Regions from separate parts of the Homo sapiens genome. Here region 1 is linked to region 2. Evidence: chromatin loops called from intact Hi-C (ENCODE). Cell type or tissue: PC-3. All regions are shown on one strand. Each heading gives the region's core, and the rest is flanking DNA. Links, peaks and the distances in the headings are about the cores only. Region 1 has its middle 430 kb from the start of PSAT1. Region 2 has its middle 550 kb from the start of LNCARSR.

Region 1 (12,934 bases), core at 3,949-8,948, 300 kb after region 2:
TGGGGTTTTTGTTGCTGTTATTTTGTTTGGAACATTCTTTTGTTTATGTTGTGATTTGTTGAAAACAAATGGCAGTCTGACAAGTAACACCTATCTATTTCTGAATGTATCTTTAATGAAAGACAAATTTTGCCCAGATTGGAAAATGATACATTGATAGCATGGAGAACTATATAAAACAATGCGCTTGAAAGAACCGAATTTGTATTTGTGGTTTGCAACTATTTGTATCATCATAGCCAATAATAACACTAAAAGAAGGCATCATTTACTGGTAGTTTGTTATGGGCAGCAGTTGGCTCATATATTATGAACATATATTATTGCTTTTAATTCTTATGACAATCCTGTGAGTTTGATATTATTTCCATTTTTTAAAATGAAACTGAAGTTCAAACAGGTTAAGTGCATTTCCCAAGATCACTTAGCCTTTTAAGACCTTAGATTCCTTATTCATAAAGGTTAGGGATTGGACTCACAACCTCAAAAAATTCCTTCCAGCCCTAAGATGTCTGATTTTAAGAGGCTCTTAGAAAAGAGACTATCCCTATTAACATCCCACATGATGGTCAGCACAATTTACACATTGCAATGACCAGTAGGTATTAGTTTAATTTTGCCTAGGTTCATATTTTTAAGAAGTCAACCTATAATTTTTATAGTGTTCTTCTTTTAATTTACATGTAATAATTATACATATTTATGAAATACAGAGTGATATTTTCATAGATGTATATAATGTGTAATAATCAAATCAGGGTAATTACTTTATAACCTAAAATATTGATTTTTTTTGTATAAGGAACATTCAAACTCCTCTCTTCTAGCTTTTTGAAAATATACAATAAATTATTAACTATATTCATCCTGCAATGCTATGAAACACTAGAACTTATTTCTCCCATATAGCTATAATTTTGTATCTGTTAACCAATCACCCCGTTTCCCCATCCCCCTACCCTTCTTGGCCTCAAATAGCCATAATTCTACTCTCTAGTTTTTCAAATTAATTTATAATTGACACATAAAAACTGTACACATTTATGAGGCACAGTGTGATGTTTCATTGCATGCATTGTATAATGATCAAAATAGAGTAATCACCATATACATCACTTTAAACTTTTATCATTTCTTTGTAGTGATAACATTCAAAATTTTCTATCTTAAAATATACTACATTGTTATTATAGTCACCCAACTTGTGTAAAAGAAAACCAAAACTTATTCTTCCAGTCTAACTGTACCTTTTTTCCGGTTGACCAACCTCTCCTGTTCCCCTCCTACTCCCTACTCTCCCAGCCTCTGGTAATCACTATCCTACTCTCTGTTTCTATGAAATCATCTTGTTGAGATTCCATATATGAGGGAGATCATGCGGTATTTCTTTTTCTGTATCTGGCTTAATTCACTTTAGATAGTATCCTCCAGGTTGATCCATGCTGCTGTAAATGACATGATTACAGTTTAAGGCCAAATATTCACATATATAAAAATATATATATATGTAACATTTTCTTTATCCATTCATCTGTAGATGGCCATTTAGGTTAATCCCATATATTGACTATTGTGAATTGTGCTGCAATGAACATGGAACTGCAGATAACTCTGAAATGCTTGTTTCATTTCCTTTAGATATATATCCAGAAATGGGATTGCTGGATCATATGGTGGTTCTATTTTTAATTTTTTGAGCAATATCCATAGTGTTTTTCTTAATGGTTGCACTAATTTACATTCCCATCAACACTGCGTAACAGTTCCCATTTCTCCACATCTTTATCAGTATTATTTTGATAATAGCCATTCTAACTGGTTGAGATGATATCTCATTGTGGTTTTGATTTGCATTTCCCTGATTAGTGATGTTGAGCATTTTTTCATGTATCTGTATGTAAGTCGCCTTTGGAGAAATGTCTATTCAGATACTTTGCCCATTTTTTAATTGAGTTATTTGGCTTTTTTCTCTTTGCCTTTCTTATGTATTCTGGATATGAAGCCCTTGTTGGATGAATAGTTTTCAAATATTTTTCCCATTTTACATATTGTCTCTATGCTCTGTTGTTTCCTTTGCTGTGCAGAAGTTCTTTAGCTGAATATAATCCCATATGTCTATTTCAGTTTTTGTTGCCTGCGCCTTTGAAGTATTATGCATAAAATCAGTGCCTAGACCAGTATACTGAACAATTACCCTATATTTTCTTCCAGTAGTTTTGTAGTGTTGGGTCCTATATTTAAGTATTGAATCCATCTTGAATTTATTGTTGTGTATGGTGAGAGATAGGGGCCTAGTTTCATTCTTCCTCATACAGATATCCAGTTTTCCTAGCACCAGTTACTGAAGAGGATGTCCTTTCTTCAGTGTATGTTCTTGGTTGAAAATCTGTTGGCTAAAAATATGTGAATTTACGTCTGAGTTCTCTAGTCTGTTCCATAAGTCTATGTATCTGTTTTTATACCAATACCATGCTGTTTTGGTTATATAGCTTTGTAATATATTTTGAAGTTGGGTAGTATGAGGCTTCCAGCTCTTTTGTTTACTTCTTTTGATTTTGCTCAGTATTACTTTGGCTATTCAGAATCTTTTGTGGTTCCATACAAGTTTCAGGCTTTTTTCTATTTCTGTGAAGAATGTCATTGGTATTTTGATAGGGATTACAGTGAATCTATAGAGTGTTTTGGTTAATAGGGTCATTTTAACAATATTAATTTTTCTAATCCATGAGTATGTCTTTCCATTTTTGTGTGTCCTATTTTTTACATCCATGTTTGCTAGTTTTCATTGTGGTGATCTTTCAATTCCTTGGTTAAATTTATTCCTATTTTTTATAGCTAATGTAAATGGGATTGCTTTCTTGACTTCCTTTTTGGATAGTTGTTATTAGCATATAGAAATGCTACTAATTTTTGTACAATTATTTTGTTACCTGCAACTTTACCAAACTTATCAATTCTAAAAGATTTTTAATAGTCTTTAAGTTTTTCTTTAAAAAAGATCATGTCATCTGCAATCAGGGACATTTTCACATCTTCTTTTCCAATTTGAATGCCCTTTATTTCTCTTGACTAATTGTTCCACCAGGACTTCCAATATTATGTTGAATAAAAGTGGTGAAAGCTGGCATCCTTGTCTTGTTATAGATCTTAGAAGAAAGGCTTTCAATTTTTCCCCATTTTGTTGGCTGTGGGTTTGTCATATTTGACCTTCATTTTGAGGCATGCTTCTTTTATACACAGTTTGTGAGGGTTTTTATTATCAAGGGATGTCAAATTTTATCAAATGCTTGTTCTGTATCTATTGAAATGATTGTATGGTTTCTGTCCTTACTTCTGTTGATGTGGCGTATCACAGTTATTGATTTGCATATGTCGAACCATCCTTGCCTTCCTAGGATAAATCCCACTTGATCTTGTTGTATTATCTTTTTGATGTACTGTTGGATTTGGTTTGCTAGTATTTTGCTGAGGATGTTTGCATCCATGTTCATCAAGGATACTGGCCTATAGTTTTCTTTTTTAGGGTGTCCTTGTCTGATTTTTGGCATCAGGATGATGCTGGCTTCACAGAACAAGTTAGAAAGAATTCCTTCTTCAGTATACTGTAATAGTTTGGGGAAAATTGGTGTTAGTTCTCCTTTAAAAGTTTGGTAGAATTCAGCAGTAAAGCCACCTGAGCTTTTCTTTTTTGAGAGACATTTTATTACTGATTTAATATTTTTGCTTATTACTGGTCTGTTCAGGTTTTCTATTTCTTCCTGGTTCAATCTCAGTATTCATTCCCTCCAGGTTTTCCAATTTTTGGGAAATTGCATAGTTGTTCATAATAGTCTCTAATGAACCTTTGTATTTCTGTGGTACTCATTGTAATGTCTCCTTCATTTCTGGTTTTAATTGGATAGTCTCTTTTTCTTAGTCTAATAGTTTGCCAATTTTGTTTACCTCTTTTTAAAAAACAGCTACATTTAATCTTTTGTAGTTTCTTATCTGTATTTTGTTCAGTTCTGCTCTCTATTTCTTTCCATCTACTAACTTTGAATTTGGTTTGCTCTTGCTTTTCTAGTTCCTTTTAGTGTTCTGTTGGGTTTTTCACTTAAAATCTTTCTACTTTTTTGATGTAGGCATTTATTGCTTTAAACATCCCTCTTGATACTGTTTTGACTAAATGGCACAGATTTTGGTATACTGTGTATATATTTTCATTTGTTACAAGTTTTTATATTTCCTTTTTGACGAAATGGTCATTCAGCAGCATGTTGTTTAATTCCCATGTTACCTGAGCCTTTGAAGTCTTACCTATAAAATATTTGCCTAGGCAAAGATTTGTATAGTATCCAAAGTTCCTCTTATTTATATCTAGTTTTATCCCATTATGGTCTAAGAAGATACTCAATATGATTTTGATTTTTAAAAGTTGGTTGAGATTAGGTTTGTTGCCTAACGTATGGTATACCTTAGAAAATGTTCCATCTGCTGATGAGAATGTGTTTTCTGTAACCATTTGATAAAATGTTCTGGAAATGCTGTTAGCTCCATTTGATCTATAATGTGGTTTATTTTCAGTTTTAGTTTTTTGTGTACATAATCTAGCCAATGCTAAAAGTAGTGTGTTGAAGTCCTCAGTTTTTATCTTGGAGTCTGTATCTGGCTCTAATATTTGCTTTATATATCTGGTGCTTCAGTGTAGGGTGCATATATATTTACAATTGTTCCATCCTCTGGTTAAACTGATCCCTGATACAGTTAGCCTGTGTCTCCACTCAAAATCTCATCTTGAATTTTAATCCACATAATCCCCATATGTCAAGGGCAGGACCAAGGATGGAGGTAATTGGATCATGAGGATGGTTTCCCCCATGCTGTTCTCATGACAGTGAGTCTCAGGAAATCTGATGGTTTTATAAGCATTTGGCATTTCCCCTGCTTGCATTCATTCCATCCTGCCACCCTGTAAAGAAGGTGCCTGCTTCTCCTTTGGCTTCCACCATGATTGTAAGTTTCCTGAGGCCTCCACAGAAATGCAGAACTGTGAGTCAAACCTCTTCTCTTTATAAATTGCCCAGTCTCAGGTATTTCTTCATAGCAATGTAAGAACAGGCTAACATAACCCCTTTATCATTACATAATGACCTTTCTTATATCCTTTTATGTTTTAGATTCAAAGTCTATGTTTTTAGATTTGTTGTCTGATTTAAGTATAGCTACCCCTGAACACTTTTGGTTTCCATTTTTGTGGAATATCTTTTCCTTAATCCCTTCATTTCCAGTCTGTATGTGCCTTTCACAGGTGAACTGAGTTTTTTGTAGGTAGCATATAGCTAGGCTTTTTTTGGTAATTCATTCAACCCATCTATGTCTTTAATTGGGGAATTTAAACCTTTTACATTCAAGGTTGTTACTGGTGATCTTACTCCTGTTATTTTGTTAATTGTTCTGTTTTGCATATCCTTTCTCTTTATTTTTGCAGTTTGGTGATTGTAGTGATAATGTTTGATTTCTCTTTCTTATTTGTATATCTGCTCTATCAGTGAGTTTAATATATCATGTGTTTTCTCCATGGTAGATATCTTTTCACTTCCAGTTATAGGACTCACTTTAGTATTTCTAGTCATGAATTCCCTCAGTTTTTGTTTGTCTGCAAAATACTTTATTTGTTCTTCATTTATGATGGATAACTTTGCTAGATATAGTGTCCTTTTCTGAAAGCTGTTTTCTCTTTCAGCACTTTGAATATATCACTTTATTCTTTCCTGGCTTATAAGGTTTCTGTGCCAAGAAATGTGCTGTGAGTCTAATGCAGACTTCCTTACATGTGACTTGATGCTTTTCTTTTGCTGTTTTTAGAATTCTGTTTTTGTCTTTGACTTTTAACTATAATGTGCCTCAGAGAACCATTTTGGGTTAAATTTATTTGGGGATTTTTGAACTTCCTGTTTATATATCTCTCTCAAGACTTGGGGGATTTTCAGTTATTGTTTCATTAAATAGGTTTTCTATGTCTTTTCTCATCTCTTCTCCATCTGGAACTTCCAAATTTTGAGTATTTGTTCACTTAATGGTGTCACGTATGTCACATAGGCTTTCTTCATTTTTAAATTTTTAGGGAAGGGGGGTGGAGGGAGATCTGAGTGGTTTATTTCAAAAGGCCTATCTTCAAGTTCAAAAATTATTTACTCTGCTTGATCTAGTCTATTGTTGAAGCTCTTGATGGTTTTTTAATTTTATTCATTGAAGTCTTCAGTTCCATAATTTCTCTTTGGTTCTTTATCTGTCTCTTTGTTAGATTTCCCATTTAGGTGATGAATTATTTTCTGGATTTTGTTGAATTGTCTGTGTTCTCCTGTAACTCACTAGTTTCCTTAAGATCACTGTTCCGAATTCCTTTTCCAGCATTTTATAGAATTCCTTTCCTTTGAGACCAATTACTGGAATATCATTATGCTCCTTTGGTGATGTCACATTTTCTTGCTTTTTCATGTTTCTTATGTCCCTATGTTGATATCTGTGTCTGGTGTAACACTCACTCTTTCCAATGTTATGAAGTAGATTTAAAGACTTTTCTGGCAGATGTACCTACAGTGTCAGTTGAGAAGGGTGCTTTGGCTTTGGCTCTTGGTGGGTGCAGTCATATAGTTTCCGTATGATTTTTTTTCAGCTATAATAAACATCAGTGTTGTCTGCAAGTTCCACAGTGGCCAATGCTGCGGTTGTTTGTGGAGGCTGTGGTTTGGCTTTGCTGGGAACAGAAACACTGGGTAGGCCAGTCCTTGGGCACCTGGCAGATATACATGGGTGTGTGGTAGCCCTGCCACTGGAGGGGATAAGGTAGTCAGCAGTAGGGATAGCAAACTCCAGATGGACCTTAGGCCCCTTAGTATCATTCCTAGGTGCCAGCAGTGGCAGTAGTGGCCAGTAGTGGCAGTAGTAGGGCCAGTTATTGAGCCCCTGCAGGGCACACATGGGTACATATCAGCTCCACTGCTGGAGGGGCAGGGTTACTGTTGGTGGTGGAAGACCCATGTGGGCAACTCTCAGGCCCCAGTGAATGCACACTTCAGCTCCCAGTGTCCTTGGGGCAGCCTCTCTGATGTGCTGGAGTATCTGTTTCCCAGGATACAGGGCACTGCATGGGGTCAAGTGCTGGGTCCAGCTGGTCTCACAATGCTGTGGCTGTTTAAGTAGATGTGGGTGATCTTAGTGGGACCCCATGTGGAAATATAGGGGCTAGGGGGCCCCAGGGCAGGATGCAGTCTCTGTTGTCTCTATTCTCAATATGGTACCATGCTGCAGCAGCTTGGATCCCAGTGGTGGGGGTGACCCAATATGAATTTCCTCTCTGGAACAATGCAGTCACATAGACTTTAAGCAGCTCTCTATACTAGACTCAGGGCCTGTGAGGGCTGAGGGGCTCCACTGCAACTAAGACTGCAGGTATCTGTGGTGAGAATGTAGACTTCTGGGGATCTTCCACCTGCCTTTTCCCCACAATTGGGAGTCCCTCTTGACTCTGAGCTAATTTTGTCCAGCTGCTTTTCTTCCTTCTCTGTGCAGCCATCTCAAGTTTCTGTGCCTCAGAGGATCTTCGTCCCTTTCTTGTTGAATTCCCGTATTCTCCCTTGGACACTCTATTCCATGTGAGGTTACCTAATGGTTACTTTGGTCCTTTTTTGTGGAGGAAATGAGTGTTGGGCACCTCTAGTTAGCCATCTTCACATTTCAGTTTTTATTAAACCAAAAAAATAAAATTAGTAATCATAGTTATAGGCTTTAAACATGCAGCCACTTCAAAGTAAAATAAATATTTGCCATAAACCAAGTAAGGTCCAGGATGTAATAATGAATTCACAACATTTACACTTATTCAGGGTTACAGCGGTGACTCCAGTGGGGGATTTACTGAGCAAAAACATAGTGGAGTATTAATGTCCATATCTAACTTTTTAATGTTTTGATTTGTGTATTCAGCAAATAGAATGAATGGCTTTGTAAATATTTTTTCTCAGTAGGTTTAGGGGCCTTCATTAGGAAGGCTTTGGCCATGATTCATTTATTGTCATAGTCATCCTCTGCTCTATTTAGGTCCACTAGGACCCAACTAACTCCAGAAATAGGATTTTATTTGGAATCGGGGGGCACTGAACAATGACCTAAATGTAAAACATAATCCTGGAGGAACGAAGGAGAAGCAATAGAGAGCCACTGAAAAACAAAATCAATGTCAACATCCTGTAAAAGGAGTGATAAAAGTGCAAATCTGGAGTTGTCTGAAAAACCAAAAGGTAGAGTTATAAAGCCAAGAGGGAAAACAAAATGTTTCCTGGAACCCAATGTCCATATGATGGAAAGGTAAAAAGCCGAAAACTTCAGAAAGTGATGAGAAATGATAGATTCATTAGGAAAAAAAAATAGAACAAAAATGTGAGTGAAACCGTAATTTCAGGTGGTGCTAAGTACAGTGGGGACCACGACTTATTAGCTATCAACAAAAAGAAAATCTGAACCTAGGATCTGAATTAGATTTAGAATCTCCTAAAGGAGGAATAAACAAAATGAAAATGTTACTTAATTACTACTCTTGAATATATTCTTTATGACACATATTTCCTTTTTATCTGTTAAAAATATCTTGTAGAACTTGAACATTTTATTCACCCATACAACTTTAAAAAATCATTCTAATCCACACCAGCTTTGCCTGAATAATTTTTTTTTAAAGTTAATTTTATATTTTAAGCCACTCATTCTACAAATATATTGAACACCTACGGTTAGTTACCTTGCTTACCATTGGGGGAAAAAAAGGTGAAGTTTTAAATTTTTGCTCTTGAGTAACTCACAGTCTAATGGGGGAGACAGATGATTATAGTTAATTTCAACACAATTTTTAAAGTGCCATGATAAGTGTGACATCGTGCTACAACCAAGTTCTGTCCTAAGAGCATGGAAACCTGCATTGCTCAAGGTAGAGGCAATCTGCTACTTTAAAGCTGCCAGCAATTTTCTTAATCATTTTTGGAGAAGGCAGGCTCCCCTTTTGGAAGGCATATGCAGGGGTGGGTGCAGAGGGGATTAGGGGAAGGAGTAGATTTTTGCAGGGGAAGAGAGGGTGGCTTATATTATGTTACTGGGCCATTTAGTAAAGCAAAGGACAGCTATCATCCTCTTCATTGAGACAATGAGTAGTGAAACTCCTTTGTCTCTGTTTAATAACAGCTCACGTCATGTGCTGGACATTGTCCTAAGTTCCTTATATGTATTACTTGCCACGACTCTATAAGGTAGGGACCCTCTATGCAGGTATGAAGTAGAGTATTAGTTCTGTTTTTTAAAATGAGAAAACTGAGGCACAGACAGTTGACTTTCCGCAGGGCACATAGCAAGTAAATAGTGGAGTCAGGATACTAACTTGTGAAGTTGCCAGAGCCTAGATGTTTGACTGCTACTCCATACTGCCCCCACCACCTTCATTGTCAGCAGACTGGCTTTTCTGCAGAAAGTTATTACTATGATCAATCAAAGATGTCCACTAACTATTCAACACTGCCCTCAGCAGGAGTGGAGGAACTTTAAACCTTCTCTTTGAATTTGGGCAGGTCCTATGTCCACTATGACATGCAACAGAATATGACAGAAGTGTCATGTGCCTGTTTCCAGGTCTTCACAGACTGGCAGCTTCCACTTCCTCTCTCCTGGAACACTAAATTTTTAAAAGCTGAAAAAGCAAATATGTGCTATAAAGAATATATTTAAGAGTAGTGAGCCCTAAGACGATCACTAAGAAGTCTGACTACCCTGTTTAAGAGACCATGGAGAGGTCTCAAGATTTTTATGAGACTACATGGAGGAAGGAGGGGAACCACTTGAATCCAGCCTTTCAGCAATGCCCTTGGAGGCAATGGGCACTTTTGGTCCCGCCAGACCAGCCCTGCCTCCAGCCAGATAAAACACCACATGATCCCAGTCAGTGCAATGTAGAGAAGCTTAGCATCATGCAAAATGCTAACCTTCAAAATCATGATATGTTAAAAAAAAAAAAAAGGAGAAAAAATGTTATTTTAAACCACTGAAGTTTGGGGTAGTTTGTTACTCAGCCATAGATAACCAGAACAAATACATTGACTTAGAACTGGTTATGAGATAGGGAGAAGAGGAATAAGGAACCCCAAAGAAAGGTAGCACACTGGGACCTGGGATGATGCTGTTCCTACTGGTAGGAGGGGGAATCATAGGGGTTCAAGTGGGGGTGGAAGGATATCACCAGAGAATGAACATCTTTTTGTTCTTAATCTAAGCTTTGTTTTCTGCATGTGAGTTTTCCCATTACTTAATTCTTCGGTAAGGTTTTAATAAACACTACAGCGTGGATTAGGGAGAAGAAAATGGCACAACAGGAGAGAGAAGAGATAAGCAAATCATTCACCACATTCTGTATAGCATAGAATAAATGCCCTCGTTCTTCAGGCAGACTGTCTGGGTTCAAATCGCAGCTCTACAAATTACTTGTTTTATTCCCTTGGAAAAATTACTTGAACCCTTTGTGACTCTGTTGCCCCATCTGTAAAATTAGAGTTGGTACTGACTCACTTATGTCTCCTATCCCCATCAGCAAGGGAGAAGAAACCCTCCCCATCCTCCTCCTCAGCACTCACAGCCTTGCCTCCACTATCTTCCATGAGTCTTAGCTCGAGGGGAATGAGGAGAAGGGTCTAGAAACCTGGAGAGTGACTAAAACATGAGTAGATAACAAGCACTTTAGGCAGAGGGGGCAGCATGAGAAAACACCTGTGGGTGAGAGAGAGCAATGTGTCTTTGGAGAACCACAAGCAGATCAAAATGATGTTATGTCTGGTGTGCAGCATAGAAGGTGTAGGTGGTGGAATGAGCAGAAGGAGACGCACTGGAGAGGGAAAAGCAAGAGCCAGGCCTTATTTTCCATGGCAAGTAGTTTGGGCTTTAGTGTAATAGCAAGAGGAAAGACAATGACTCAAAATCTGAAACTGTAGATATATTGTACCTATCATGCACTAATATTCAATCTTCATAAGAAATCTGCAAGGTAAGTAGGAAATATATCATTATTCATTACTAATTTTAAAAACTGAGATCTAGAGGTATAGCCGCTAGGACTCAACAGATTTGTTGAGGCTTCTCAGGCCCAAGCAACCTGAGGGAGGAAACAAAGTGCTGGAGACAGAAGCCCATTTAAAATATACACATGTAAACAGAACGGCCATTTTATAAGTTCTTTTTCTCATTGCCCAGATGCTGTGGTCTGAATGTTTGTGTTTTCCCCACACTTTTCTATTGGAATCTAATTCCCACTGTAATTTTATTAAGTTGTGGGGACATTGAGAGTTGGGGACTGGTGTCCTTACAAAACAGGCCAAAGGGAGTTCACATATCCCCTTCCACCACGTGAGGTTACAAGAATATGGCCTTGCCAGGCACCACATCTGCCAACACCTTGCTCTTAGAGTTCCCAGCGTCTAGAACTGTGAGAAATAAACTGTTGTTTATAAGCCACCCAGTTTATGCTATTTTGGTATAGCAGCCAAATAGACTAAGACACTGTTTACTGTACAGGAAAAGAAAAAAAAATTCTAGGCAATCCAGCTCGTGTACCTAGATTTACCTTCCACACTATATAGTATCAAGCTAAACAGAAGCTGGCTGTCTACTATATATGCCAAACTTTCCAAATGATTCTTCTCAACAAAGTATTTCTGTCTTATGCTATAAAACAAGAAGAAACTTTTGTTCAACTAGACAATACTGCCCATATAAAAAACAGCAAATGATTGTGATGGCCATATCACATATCAGGGCTAAGAGTGGATAAATCAACATTACAGCCTGACAATTAGGTATAAATAATTTTTTTTTAATTCTCAGCTTATCTTGTCCCGTGTTAGCAATATGAATGAAATTCATATTTTTTTCCTGAGCCAAAAGACGTTTAAATCCAAGTCTGCCTGACCTGGTCCAATTTTTTATGTTTCCATTTCATCTACCATGCTTTATTCAAAACTATTAAGGCATAAAGAAATATAGTCAGTCTTTCTATGATCATTAACCTTTAAAGTTTCTAATCTAGCCAGAGTGCCTTCTTAAGACTCAGAATGATTTAGTTAGAAATATTGGCATTTTTCAATAAAATGAGACCTGTATTTTTAACAGCATCCCTCTATTTGTCAAATATTAAACCCTACCAATAACTAGAACCAATAACCGAAACTTTGTTCACATGAACAATAGTATTAAAGTACTAATGAAAGGAAATGGTATTATTGGAAGTCTCCCTCATCTAAGGAAGAAAGAACAAAAGACATTATTATTCTATTATTTGTTGGTGGCTAGGAATTCAGCAGATGAAAAGAATGAAGTTTCAGACCATTCTAAACTCTATGACCTCTCACTAGGTGCTTTCACCACAACACAACAAAAATTTTAAAACCAACCATTACTACTTCTCTAGTATTGAGTCAGGAAATGAGTATTTTATCATTGCTACCCTCAGAAGAGTCCCACTACCTTTGGGAAGCCAAGGCGGGCAGATCACGAGGTCAGGAGTTCAAGACCAGCCTGACCAACGTGGTGAAACCCCGTCTCTACTAAAAAAAAATACAAAAATTAGCCAGGCTTGGTGGCACATGCCTGTAATCCCAGCTGCTCCGGAGGCTGAGGTGGGAGAATTGCTTAAACCTGGGAGGCGGAGGTTATAGTGAGCCAAGATCCCACCACTGCACTCCAGCCTGGGTGACAGAGCAAGACTCCATCTAAAATAAAATAAAATAAAATAAAATTTTAAAAAAGCGTTCTATTACCTCCACATTCCTTAGACTCCATTCTCCTTCACCAAACTCTCTCACCATTGCCACAATTCATTCATTTATTAAGTCTTTTGATAGTTCCTTAAATTTTCTTACGTGGAACC
Region 2 (12,934 bases), core at 3,100-8,099:
TTCTTAATGACACAATATGTTAAAATTGCGTTCCTTTATATTTAGATCTCAGAAAGATCTCACCCATTTTATAACCCTAAGGAGGGCTTACGAGCAAGGAGAGCTTGTGTGTGTGTGTGTGTGTGTGTGTGTGTGTGTGTGTGTGTGTGTGTGTGTGTGTTGGGAGGCAGAGGGAGGAACAAGTGGAAGGTGCTACTTCTATCCCAAGAGACTGTGAATTCTCATACTGAGGTAGGAAACTAACACCCTGTGTGGCATCCTTTTTCACTCACCAAGGTGATTACAAATCCACATTTCCATTTTAAGCACTGATCAATGGTATTTCAGTAAGGGAACAGAAGAGGAACAGAAAAAATTGCTTTCAAGACATACCTAGTATGTCTTAAGCCTTAAGACCAGCTTTTAATTTGATAACACCATTATTCAGATCTGTTTCCATTCCAAGAACATGAGCAATTCTCCCTGAAGCCAAACAATACATTCAAGCAGTCAGAGTAGAAAAATTATTCCACTGAACTGTAAATACAAAATGCTTCACATTTTGTCAATTCACGTGTGACTATAATAAAATACGACCAGTGTCTGAATGCAAACAGTCCGTGAATTGGCACAGATTCTAATAATGCTTACCTTGTAGTTAGTTATTTTATGAGCTATTCTAATTTCAAAGACGACTGTTCCCCACTCCCCTTCACCTCTCCCTTCTCCTAAAGAAATAAGTGGTTCAGAATACTATCACTGTAACATAAGTCCCTCCATCTAATCCTTTTATCTTTTCCTCTACCTTACTTTGAGATTAGTAACTTTCTTCCTCCAAGTAATTATTTTCTTGAGATTTCTCCCACATCTTTGCAAATAGCTAACATAAGAACAGCATGCAGAGATGCCCAGCTGATCACTTGGGTGTTTTACTTTACATCGGTTATTTGTGTTTGAGAAAATAATATTTCATTCTAGTTTTTACTCACTCCCTTTTAAACTACTGATAAATCTATGAGAAAGTCTGTACATCTTTCAGAGAATCTGTGTTTCTTTTAAATCAGCACCCTTTGACCACTTAAGTCAATAAAAACTTCTCTTTTCCTAACAACTTTTATTATTCTAAATTGACTTATTATAACAGAAACTTACCTAGACTGGGCATTTTGGCTGTGTGGATTTGAGCACTTCATCTTTCTTGTAATACATTGATAATGTGCAATTTTTTATGCTAAAGAAAAAAATACATTGCCAGCTTTCATTCCCAACTTCTCTCTTAATTTGCACCTATTCTTTCCTTAAAGGCTGCATGTTACCCTCTAGTCCTCAAGGAGAGCACTTGATTTTCTTAAGAAATTACATATTTCTGTTAGAAGCTTAGTTACCCTGTTCCTCCCTTGATTGGGTCTGTGAGATTTATCACAAGTGAATTTTTCCATCTTGTTCCTTAAAACTTCTTGGATACGTTTCATCATCAATGGCACACACTGCACCTCCGTATTATGCGAGGTAACTGCAGTAAACATTTCCCATCATTTTTACAAACATTATTTATGTGAAAATAGGCCTTACTTTCTCCACATTCTCATGCCCTTTGTCCCCTCCCTGCATTACCTATTATCTGTCATTTCCCAGAATTCTCTTGAATCTAAACATCTGAAATAATTTCACCATCTATCACCACCATCCAACATTTTCACAAAAATCCTGTGAATCCTAACTCCTAAATATCTCTAGAATCTGCTCCAAGTTTTCCCTCTTCCCTATAATTTTATGCACCCATAATGATAACTAATATCGATTACAAAGTTATAGTGCATTAATGTTTCATTATACTTTATTTTATTGTATCAAGTCATTCTTACAGTAGCTACTGGCACTCCTCTACTCTATAGCTAGCTAATTGTTTGAGGTCCCCAAATGAAGGCAGTAATTAACGTTTGAACCTAAGCAGACTGATTTCAGAGCCCATGCAACACAGTGTTCCAGCTTAGACTATTCCAAGATGCTCCAAATTGCGCTTCCAAGCTCTAGTTTCAGCTTCATCCCTTTTCTCCTCCACAGAGCCACTGAGCTGACTTTCTGAAACATGATTCTGAAAAATCATCCGTCTGCTAAAAAAAACTTCAGCAGCTTCCTGTTCTCTACAGGGCACTGCCCACTCTTCTCAGTGAGCATAAAAAGCCTTCTGCAGTCACACCTAACCTCTCCCACATGTTCTACCCCAACAACACCTGCTGCTCCAGCTACTGAAAGATCACCATTCCTTGGAGACATGCCCTTGCATGTCTTTCTGCCCAGAGTCACGCTCTGCCTGCAGCACTTTTCTCTGAACTCACTGCCTGGAGTGCTTCTGCTCAGCATGTGCACTGCTTGTGCACACCTGGTCATGAGCATCGCCTCTTTGATGAAGACTTCCTGAAATGATTTTGCACAAATCACTCTTCCTTCCACTGGGTTGCCTGAGACTTCTGTTCACAACTCTATTAGCGCACATAGATCTCTCTCCCTGATGGTGAACATGTCAAGGAACAGCTTTAAGGTCTTTAAGATCTTTTCTGTCTCTCCAGTGCTTCCTATATAATGTGATTAGTTAATAAATGTTCATCAAATAATGACCAAATCCTTCTCCCCTACCCCTTACCTTTCTAATATTATTTTTTCCTTGAATAAAAATCATAGGCTTAAAGATAATACCCAGGGATCTCTAATAAAAATATTAACTTTTAGCCAGACAGAATTTACACCTTGAGGGATATTTCATAAATTCTTTCCTTGAGTCACTCTTGGTTCCTCTCACTGAGATGTCTGATAATCTCTCAGTTACCAACCCTGCAGCATGGTGATCTCAAAGTGTGCTCTGGGAACCACTGGGGCCCCTGATACCTGGAGGTCTGTGAAGTCACAACTATTTTTGTGGTGATACTAGAAACTTATTTGCCTTTGCACTCTTGTTCTCTCATGAGTGTACAACGGAATTGTCTAAAAGGCTACCTGACGTGTTGATATTCTCAATCTGTTGGCTAATGGAATGTGTGCTTGTACATGCTTATGTTTTAGAAGTTTCTCAGTTTTATTTCCAATACAGTAAATATTAATAGTAGCTATATTCCACATAAAGAAAAGCTCTTTGGGTACTTCAAAATAATTTAATAATATAATAGGGTCCTAAGACCAAAAGTTGAAGAACCACGTCTCCAGTAGTATGCTGGAGAAAATTCTGGCGTGCTAAAAATGACATACAGAGTAGAATCACAATTTCAAAGTTTTCATGTGTATTTTTATTGTATATTATCCATCTTGCAATGCATCCTGAAATTTTTATTTTATCATATTTGAAGAATCTTGTCCAAAATCTACTTTCTGCAAAGCAATGTTGATCGTGACCCAGAATGGTGTGCTTTTATAGGGGATTATAAACTGCTTGATGGTTAGTTCCAGTATCTACCCAGTTATCAAAGTTAAACTGACTTCTCTACAAATATAAGATTTGTGCATTTTAAAAAGTAAGGAAGCACATAAATTTTCTTTCTTCAAGCTCCTAGAGAACTCAGTAATAGTGTCCCATAGTTTTCTTTTATTTATTATACTGATTTCTGAATCAGTCTCTGAAATATTTAATCTGTTTTTTAATGCAACAGGAAAAATTTATAATTCCTAAAGTTTTTTTTCATTTAGTCTAAATCTATAAACCTTTTTCAAGGTTATACCCTTTTCAAACAGCTCCCTTGCATTTTATAATTATGTACATTTTAAAATGAATTATCCTGTCTTTGTGTTCTTATATTTTCTTAAATGTAGTAACAAGAATATGTGAGAAAAAGTCTATTCTAGGATAAGCCTTTATGCCTTCTAATAATCCAGATTTAACATTTATGATTTTTCTTATGTAATTTCTTCTTTCACTAAGGCATACACAAAAAGAAGTGCTAAGAAATTTCTACTTATTTTGACTTCCTAAAAATATCATGCATATATTCATCTTGGCTAATCTTTCTGTATGAGGTTTCAAATAGATTGTGTTATAACATTTTCACTCGAATAAAAATCCTTTATGAGTTTTTACTGAGATATTAAACTTACATGGGACTTCAAATGCTTATGAGGGAGTGTTTGTTTCTTCTCAAGGTGATGCACTATAAAACAGCCTACCTCAAGAGATGATGTGATGAAATTCAACAAAAATAATAAATAATTAGGAAACTTAAACGTCTAATATCTACTGGAATCTCACGGAGCCTTCAAAAAACTGCATTGATTCCAGCAAAAAAGTAACAAAATGAATTTCCTCCCACCATTATCACTCTCACAAACACATCTAACTTTTGAAGATGTAGCTGGATAAGGTAGAAAAAAAAATCTAAAAATCTGATCAAGAAACCACATTGAGATAAGTTTTGTCAAGTTGGAAGCTTCCAGGATTACAGGTAATTCTCGAGCTCATTGCCATGATAGACTCTTTCACACGTAGCTGCCCTTTAGGGCTCTGCAGGACCCCACATAGACACCCTGTTGTTTCTCACATTTTCTTGTAATTTGAAGAGATAAATGGTGCCAGCTGGCTCCTGTTTGACTCAAGGCAACGTGATATTCAGCTCCTCAAAAACTTGGTACACACCTTAGAAAACTTGCCAGAAAGAATGAAGAGCAAGGGGTGTGTGTATTCAACTGGGGAGAGAAAAAGTCTAGAGGAAGAAATACCTGAATCAAGTCGCTGGAGTAGCATTCTTTGGGAATTTAATATGCAAATAAGCAGTAATGCTTATAAATCACTGGGGAACCATACAGGGTTGGACTAAAGCTCAATACACAAATATGAAAAAACAAGTATCTAACATATTTGGAAAAAAATTTACATCAATTTTACTTGGTTAAATCACTCTCATTTTCTCAGTTGGATAGATCCATTGGGGAAAGAAGGTGGCAGAGTGCTATAATTAAAATAAATCTTTAAATGGCTTTTCCTGTAGTAAAATTTATGTTGAAATAAATGAGAATATGTGCAGTTGAATGCCAACAAATAAATAAATGACACTTTTTGAGTGTTTAATGTGTGCCAAGCATTCTTCCAGGGGATTCACATGGAGTAACTAATTTAAATCTCACAAATACTCAATGCTATGGGTAACTATCATTACCTCCATTTCATAAATGAAATGAAGAAACTGAGGCAGAGAGAGTTTTAGTCCTTTTCCAGAGAGCACATGTAACCAGTGGTAGTGCTGGAATTTGAACTCAGGAAGTCTTGCTCCAGGGATCATACCCTTGCTCACTTCCTATTGCCTTGAGACCATGTGTAATGCCAAGGTGAAATTGCTTTGCCACTCTCTCATGACGTGTTTTATATTCTGTAATTGTATATGTTCCAATACTTACTACTTGCAGGTATTCTTTGTTGTTCTCATTTTCACCACTCTGATCCTCTTCCTCCCTGTCTTGAACATATATCAAGAGACCAAGCCTTGTAACAAATTCCACAAGAAATTCAAAGACTAACTCACACATAGCTGGTGGCTAGGAAAACATTTTTTAGTGATTAGATCATAAACTAGTCATCCGTACCATAAAACAAGTTTGCCATCATGTCCTCGTTCATGTGGTAGTTGGTAGTTTTTTTAATGAATACTTAAAAGTAAAGCTGACTTGTTTTCTAATTATAAAAGTATTGCATGCTTACTGTAAAACTCATAGAAAACACTGAAGTGGAAGGAAAAATTCCTAACCTGAAAAATCAGCCACTATTAGCATTTGGTCTGTCTCCACAAAGAAACTTCTAAGAATCAGGACTGTTCAACAGCAGGATTAGGAGTGAGCTTGATATTACTGGAAGCAGACCCCTGGAAGAGAGGGAGACGACTTAGCTCAATTGGTAGGTTACATAATGTCAGTGGAGTACTCTGTGACATTGGATCTTTGGGGGAAAAAATGTCCTGATTTGTAGTGTTGGCCAATTTCCATGGTGTAAATACTCCCCCCGTGGCCAATACCAAGCTATCAACATGCCACTGAATGTGGAGCTGGGATAGGTGAACACTTCAGCTCTTGCAATCTAGTACCAAACCAGACCCAGTACAGCACTGATAGTGTTCTCTAAACTTCTTTTTACCTCTAACAGTCTTGCATTCTTTTAGCCAAAATGTTATTTTCCCTTCTTTGTTACGAAGTTATTTTTCTGCTTCCCTTGCCAGAACCCAGCATTGGCCTCCCAAACTGGTTCACAAACATACTTGGCCCTCTTTCTATTCATCCTTTACAAGAAAACTGGAGAATCTTTTAAAAACACAAATCTGAACGTGCCCTTTTCCCTGCTTGAACAAATTCAATGGCTTCTGCGGTAGGCTGAATACCAGCCCCCCCATTATGTCCATGTCCTAATCTTCAGAAACAAAATGCTACCTTATATGGCAAAAGAGACTTTGCAATTGTGATTAATTAGGAACTTTGGATGGGTAGATTATCACGTATCATCTGGATGGGCCTGATAGACTCACAATGGTCCTTATAAAAAAGAGACAGGCGAGTTCAGGGTCAAAGCAGAAGGTGCTGTGATGACAGAATCAGAGATTGGGATGACGCACTTTGAAGACAGAGAATGAGGCGCAAGTCAAAAGATACAGGTGGCCACTAGAAGCCGAAAAAGTAAGGAAACAGGTCCTCTCCTCAGTGCCTTGAGAAGAACCAGCTTTGCCAACACTTTGATATTAACCCAGTGAAACTGATCTTAGACTTCTGACTTCCAGAACTATAATCAGAGAATATATTCGTGTTGTTTTAAGCCACTAAGTTTGTGCTAATTTTTTATAGCAGCAATAGGAAACTAATACAGTATCCCTTTCTATAAAGTAAAGACAAAGCCCCTTCCAATAGCCTTTGTCTCCTATATGGCCTCACCTGTACCTATTCTGTCAACTCATAGCACTTGTTCTCTTGTTTTTTTCCACTCCATTCCCACTGGTTTTCTTTCAGTCCACTATATTTTCCGTGCCTTGGCTGCAACAGTGCATTTTCCTATGCTGTTACTTCTGCCTGGAATGCTCTTCTCTCTGATTTTTTTTCTAGTTAATAGTTATTTCCTAATTATATGTCAATTTAAGCATAACTTACATAGAAAGGAATACACACACACACACACATATGCATACACACTCATATATTTATGTATGTATGAATACTAACATACATATGTATATATTGTGTATATATGCATATATTTATTATATAAATACAATAAACATAAATTTATAAATAAATGCATGCATATACAGTATATACACATATATGTATATGTATATATATATGACACACATAGAAGAGTGTCTCTCTTCTTCCTTGAATTTATAGCAATTGAAATTTTTACATGTATTTGTATGATTTTTAATTGCCTTTCTCCAGCACTGAGTAGCGTCTATGCTAGTTTTAACTTACTTGTGTATCCCAGGGGCCTGACACATATGAGGTATTAAATAAATATTTGATATGTGATTTAATACTTCCCAGCTCATTCCTCTCTGTGTGTTCAATACACTCTTTGTTCTATAGTCATGCATCCAACCAACATTTACCAAGAGTCAACTTTACACAAAGTTCTGATCTTATACATTCATGCAATTTCTAATAAAAAAGACATAGTAATAACAGCTAATCTCTATTGAGAATTTACTGTATCAAGCACTGTAATAAATATTTTAAGTATAGAAGCTTATCTTACCCTCATGAGTATAATTAAATTTTCAGATACGAAAAAATAGGCCCTAAAATATTTATGTAATTTTCAGTAGACCACATGATGAGAACTAGATTTGAGTGTGTAGATTTGACTGGCAAAACTTTCATTTCTTAGCACAATATTATTGTCCTTTTGAGGTTCCATACTTGTTTTTAAGAATGAATTACATATCTGTGTGTATTATGTATTAGCCCATTTTTGTTCTGTTTTTGCTTTTTTTTTCACTCTGTATTCTTTTTTTAAGAACAATCCATATTGCTGGAATACATTGGTTCTAACTGTTGCCGTGTTTTATTCAACAATATTTATTTATTACAATCTTACAACATCAGAAAGGCCTAATTCTTCTCTAATAGCCATTCCTTCTTCTTCCTTTAATAGTGATGGGCAGCTGAGCACATGGCCATTTAGTTAGGAATTTCACTTCCCAGCATCTGTTGAAGCTAGGTGTGGCCATGTGACTTACGTTCTGAATAATGAGATACGAGTGTTAGACAGGTGTCAGACTTCTAGGAATACTCTTAAATATAAGTGGTATGCCCTCCACTTTTTCTTTCCCCTCCTCCCACCAGCTGCAGCCAGAGCAATCATTTTAGACTAGGAGGCAGAGTAAGTGCTAAGTTGGCAGAGAACCAGAAGAGAGGGAATGTTAGCCACAGAAACCATGCAGCTGCCATATTAGCCTTGGACTTCCGACACTCAGATCTCTGTTACATGGAGATCTATACATCTCTGTCTTGTTTAAGTCACCGTAATTCCGGCTTTTCTTAGAGCAGTCGCACTGTATTCAAATCAAGATATTTATCCATTCCTCTGGTGAAAGACACTGAGTTTCCTCTAACTCTCTCCACCACACTAACAGTGCTTAAATAATATCTACACATTCCCTTTGTGGAGCTGTATGAGATGCCATCTAAGCTAGGGACTTGAGAGTAGGAGTTATGGGTCATAGCTTATAAGAATATTTAATTTGACCAAAAACTGCTAGACTGCTTTGCAGAAAGAGATTTTGTTCTTATTCGTTAGTGTATGCATCCTCCCCCTGAAATGTTCCTTAAACTCAACTGTTTTTGTTTTTGTTTTTGTTTGAGACAGAGTCTCACTTTGTTGCCCAGGCTGGAGTGCGGTGGTACGATCTTGGCTCACTGCAACCTCCACCTTCTGGGTTCAAGTGATTCTTCTACCTCAGCCTCCTGAGTAGCTGGGATTGCAGGTGCCCACCACCACACCCGGCTAATTTTTGTATTTTTAGTAGACATGGGGTTTCAACATGTTGACCAGGCTGGTCTCAAACTTCTGACCTCAAGTGATCTGCCTGCCTTGGCCTTCCAAAGTGCTGAGATTTGTGAGCCACCGCGCCCAACCTAAACTCTACTCTTATAATGTACAGCTTTAGTGATTCTAATCCTAACTTGGTTTAAATATAAGTTATTTCAAGGGGTAACAAAAGAAGATGGAGTAAAATTAGTGGAAACACAAGGAGAAGTGAAAATTTTCCAAACTCATTAGATCAGAAGTGAAATATTCTGCAGTAGCTTGGACTTCAGGTTTGCGTCTTATAATGAAAGAATATATACTATGCTATTTATGGATAACAACAGATTAATTCTATAATTCTTTATAGTTTAATCACTTGACTTCATGCTGAGAGGCTAATACGTCTTTGATAGTCTTGGATTATTAAAAAATAATGCTCAATCTCTACCACAAAGACTTAACTCTAGGAAGAAGCATCATGGCCTGATGATCTGTGACCTTGGGGTCACACTGACTTGGGGTCTTGCCTTTGCCACCATGTGGATGCAGGAACCTATAAAAGTCCCTCACCATCATTAGTCTTTGTTTCTCTCCTCATCCATAAGAGACAGACCCAAAAGGTCTCTAATTATATTTGCATGCATGCTTCACATGAAAAAAAAAACAAAATGACATAAGTGTTCACCAAATTCCAAATGCTGTGATAAGTGTTGCCTACACAAGATTAATGTGATGTAGCCTCTCCCCTAAATGGGCTTATCATCTAGGGATTAATGTAATCAAATGAACATATAATTCAATACGGCACTGTGACAGATGCCTCTTGGGCGCTTCTTAAATTCCTCTCAGCCTCACCTCTGATTCTAGGCAGGGCAAATGGTTCTGTATGAACCTATTAGTAAACTTACACACTGTAGATTGTGTAGACTATTGTGTCTCATGTTACTGTACACCACCTATTATCCACTGCAGAGAAACCACCAACCAGTCAGGTGGGTGGGATAACTCACTGTCTAGAGTCATTATATATAATATCATCTTAAAGTACGGGACCTATTTTATGCAAAGAAAGTGAGATATTGGACACATGATCAGAGGTCCACTAGTCCTGCTCTAGATTACGTTATCAGAAACAGCAAACCTATAATAAAACAACGACTAAGCTTCTGACTTGAGGGAAATAGCCTGCAGTATTTTCTCTGTCTTCCAGATGCCACGCAGCACCAGGTTAATGGCCAAATCCAGCACTCTGGTTTCATAGCTAGACTACATGAATCCAGAAATCAAGAGGTGGATGTTGCCTATCTCACCACTGCTCTCAGTGATCCACTAAGGAATCAGTGTTTCCTGTTCCCAAACCTTAGGACCTTTTCAATTTGCCACCATAGGTCCCAGGGAAGGAATGTTTCCATCAGCAGACACAGTAAGGATTCCACTGAACCTGAAATGGCAGCTCCCACCTGGTCATTTCAAGCAACTCATGCTGGTAGATCAGCTACCAAAAGCAAAAGAACAACAACAATGACAACAAAAGGAGTTACTCTGGGATGTATAATATTTGACAAAGAGTATCACGAGGACCTGGAGTTGCTGCTACGAAACCGGGCTGAGAGAAGCATGTCTGCAACTCTTCACTGGGGTGTTTTCTTTCTTTTACCCCTATGTCTCCTGGTAGCAATCAACAAAGATTGTAGCAAACATAGCCAAACAATGGCAAGGAACCAAAAAACTCGAGCTCTTTAGATATGAAGGCTGGGCTTACCCCGTCAAACAACTGAGACCAGATGAAGTGACGGAATGTGGAATGGATAGTTGAGAAGGAAGATTGTTGATGGGCCTTGGGACCATTTTCACCAAGATAGGCCTTGGGGCCATTTACAGCTGTGGCAACTGAAACTTGTTTCACTAATCCTTGTGTTAAGTATTTGTAGAGATTGAAACAGGCTAGCACCTTGACCACTCACAGACAGATTCGACTTCATGTAGGCATAAGTGGGTATGAGCAGTGTAAGGAGGGTCCTTTTTACTCAGACTCTTTACCTTAGCTCACCTCGGCTTCCAGCCATGGTTTCATCAGAGTGTTTCATATGAATCTCAACTCTATGCAATGGCAGCATCTTGCTGTGTCATGGTAAGTAGACATGTGCAGCATTTATTAGGAAGAGGAGCTAATCTACAGATATGCCTCAAATAATGGGGGTCCAGGAGCCAATGCATATCTGCTTTTCTTTTTCAAACTTTAAGTGGATAATCTGAAAGACATCCTGTAACTTAGAAGATAGAGGGAAAATTGAGCCCCAAGTGCTCACTGTGGTGATTAATTTGATTACAAGTGCTTACCAGCTTTTCCTTTTTCCTGTCTCACTCTTCTCACCCCTCACTCCAACTTCCTGGGATTATCTCCAGCACTCAAGTTCTTGCCTGCTTCTGGAGGGAACTCAAATTAAGTAATGAAAGCATATATAATGATGGGTGCTGATAGATATTATTGCTATCTTGGTCATTGTTTATTGCCTATATGCCCCTACTAGAATGAAAGTTTCCTATAAGCATATTTAATGGCTGTTTTCCTAGTGCCTAGTATAGTATCTGCACATAGAAGTTGCCTAAAACATAGTTGTTGGATGAATGAATGAATTCTTAATTTGGAGATAACATCCTAGGGAAAGAAATACCTTAATAGCACACTGGGCAGATAAAGCTTCAGACAGCCTGGCGTGAAAAAGATGCCATGTGTCTTGATCCTCCTAGATGTGGCCAAGAGAGTAGCTAGAGCCAGAGCATATGGACCCCAAGGGACTAGAGGGATAAGGTCAAGGGGTTGCTCAGACATGAACTCTATGGAAAGATCACTGAAGGCCATATGATACCAACAGATACCTCAGGGAACACCTGTGTGCACTGGACCATCTGCCCCTATGCTTGGTAAAAACTCAGTACTCAGAATTTAGATCCCAATCCACCAGAATTAGTTGATTCCCTTGGAGGAAAAAAAAAAAAAAAAAAAAAAAAAAACTTGATCTTTCTTTTGTCTCACTTTTCTCATCTGTTAAATTGGAAAGTGAGGAAGATTGGACAAAGATTAGATTCACTTTTACAAAGGTGTCTTCAAGAAGATAAGTAATATGCAAGGGTTTGTTAAGTAAAATAAAATATACCTCATACACCCGAGCTGTGGACTGGTACTTGGCCCATTCTGTGAATAATACGATTTTTACCAAAAGGTCACCTAAATTTAATTAGGCACTGTAAATATAAGACCAGTTTGAATAACTCTTACTTTGTTGTTTCATTCATTGAGGAAAATAATTATTACAGTTAGAAAGTTTGCAAACTTGTAACTGAGCTGTTAATCAAATTACCTGACTGGTTTTTTACATTGTTTCAAAACTACTAGCATTTAAGAAAAAAAGCAGTACTTTTGGTAAGTTTGCACTGGGAAATTCACTGGTTCACCCTTAACCTCCTCAGCATGTTTCTTCTCCTTCTAGGACTTAACATCTCCAAGTCATCATTCGAGGTGTTAATGCTGGAAGCTACAGAGAAGATGACAGGTTCCTCATTAATGTGATCATGAGACACGTCTCTGTACCACATACCTGCAGCACCACACAAAGCTCCAGTAGCAAATGGGTTCTGATCACGCAGCAATAGGCTGGCTGCTTCTAACCGTGCCTTGTTGGAAGGACAAAGTCATGCTGGGAGATAATTTTTATGTCATTAGTGGCCTAGGTTACAAGTCAGATGGGGGTGAGCAAACAGATCTTTTTAGGACTGTGTGATTACCTCTCACCTAAAGACACCTTTAAAAAAAAAACAATAAATAGGATTTGCCTCTCTCCAATATTTCCCCAAGACCACTTAGCGCTTATAAAAAAGCTTCTGTAGAAAACTTTCTGTAATAAAGGGTGTAAAAAGATCTAATTTTAATGAAAATAGACAAATGTTGTCTCTCTCTACCTGGAAGCCTTA

The links. A loop is a pair of places that touch in the nucleus more often than their neighbours do. Peaks named below come from ENCODE experiments on the same cell type or tissue, not always from the same donor. Only the 100,000 strongest peaks of a DNase experiment are listed, where the experiment ranks them.
Region 1: it touches region 2 in a loop (2.9-fold over the local background); 1 of 110 quality-filtered maps calls a loop at or near these places.

The regions. Positions count from the first base shown.
Region 1 is chr9:78,718,757-78,731,690 of GRCh38, reverse strand. No RefSeq gene overlaps it. Among named protein-coding and RNA genes, the nearest start is that of PSAT1, 430 kb to the right of the region's middle. In PC-3, for the core only: no CTCF peak of the experiment used is centred there; no DNase peak of the experiment used is centred there.
Region 2 is chr9:79,015,823-79,028,756 of GRCh38, reverse strand. No RefSeq gene overlaps it. Among named protein-coding and RNA genes, the nearest start is that of LNCARSR, 550 kb to the left of the region's middle. RefSeq lists enhancers at 1,614-2,813, 5,115-6,314. In PC-3, for the core only: no CTCF peak of the experiment used is centred there; DNase peaks (open chromatin) are centred at 5,386 and 7,476; H3K27ac peaks cover 3,824 bases.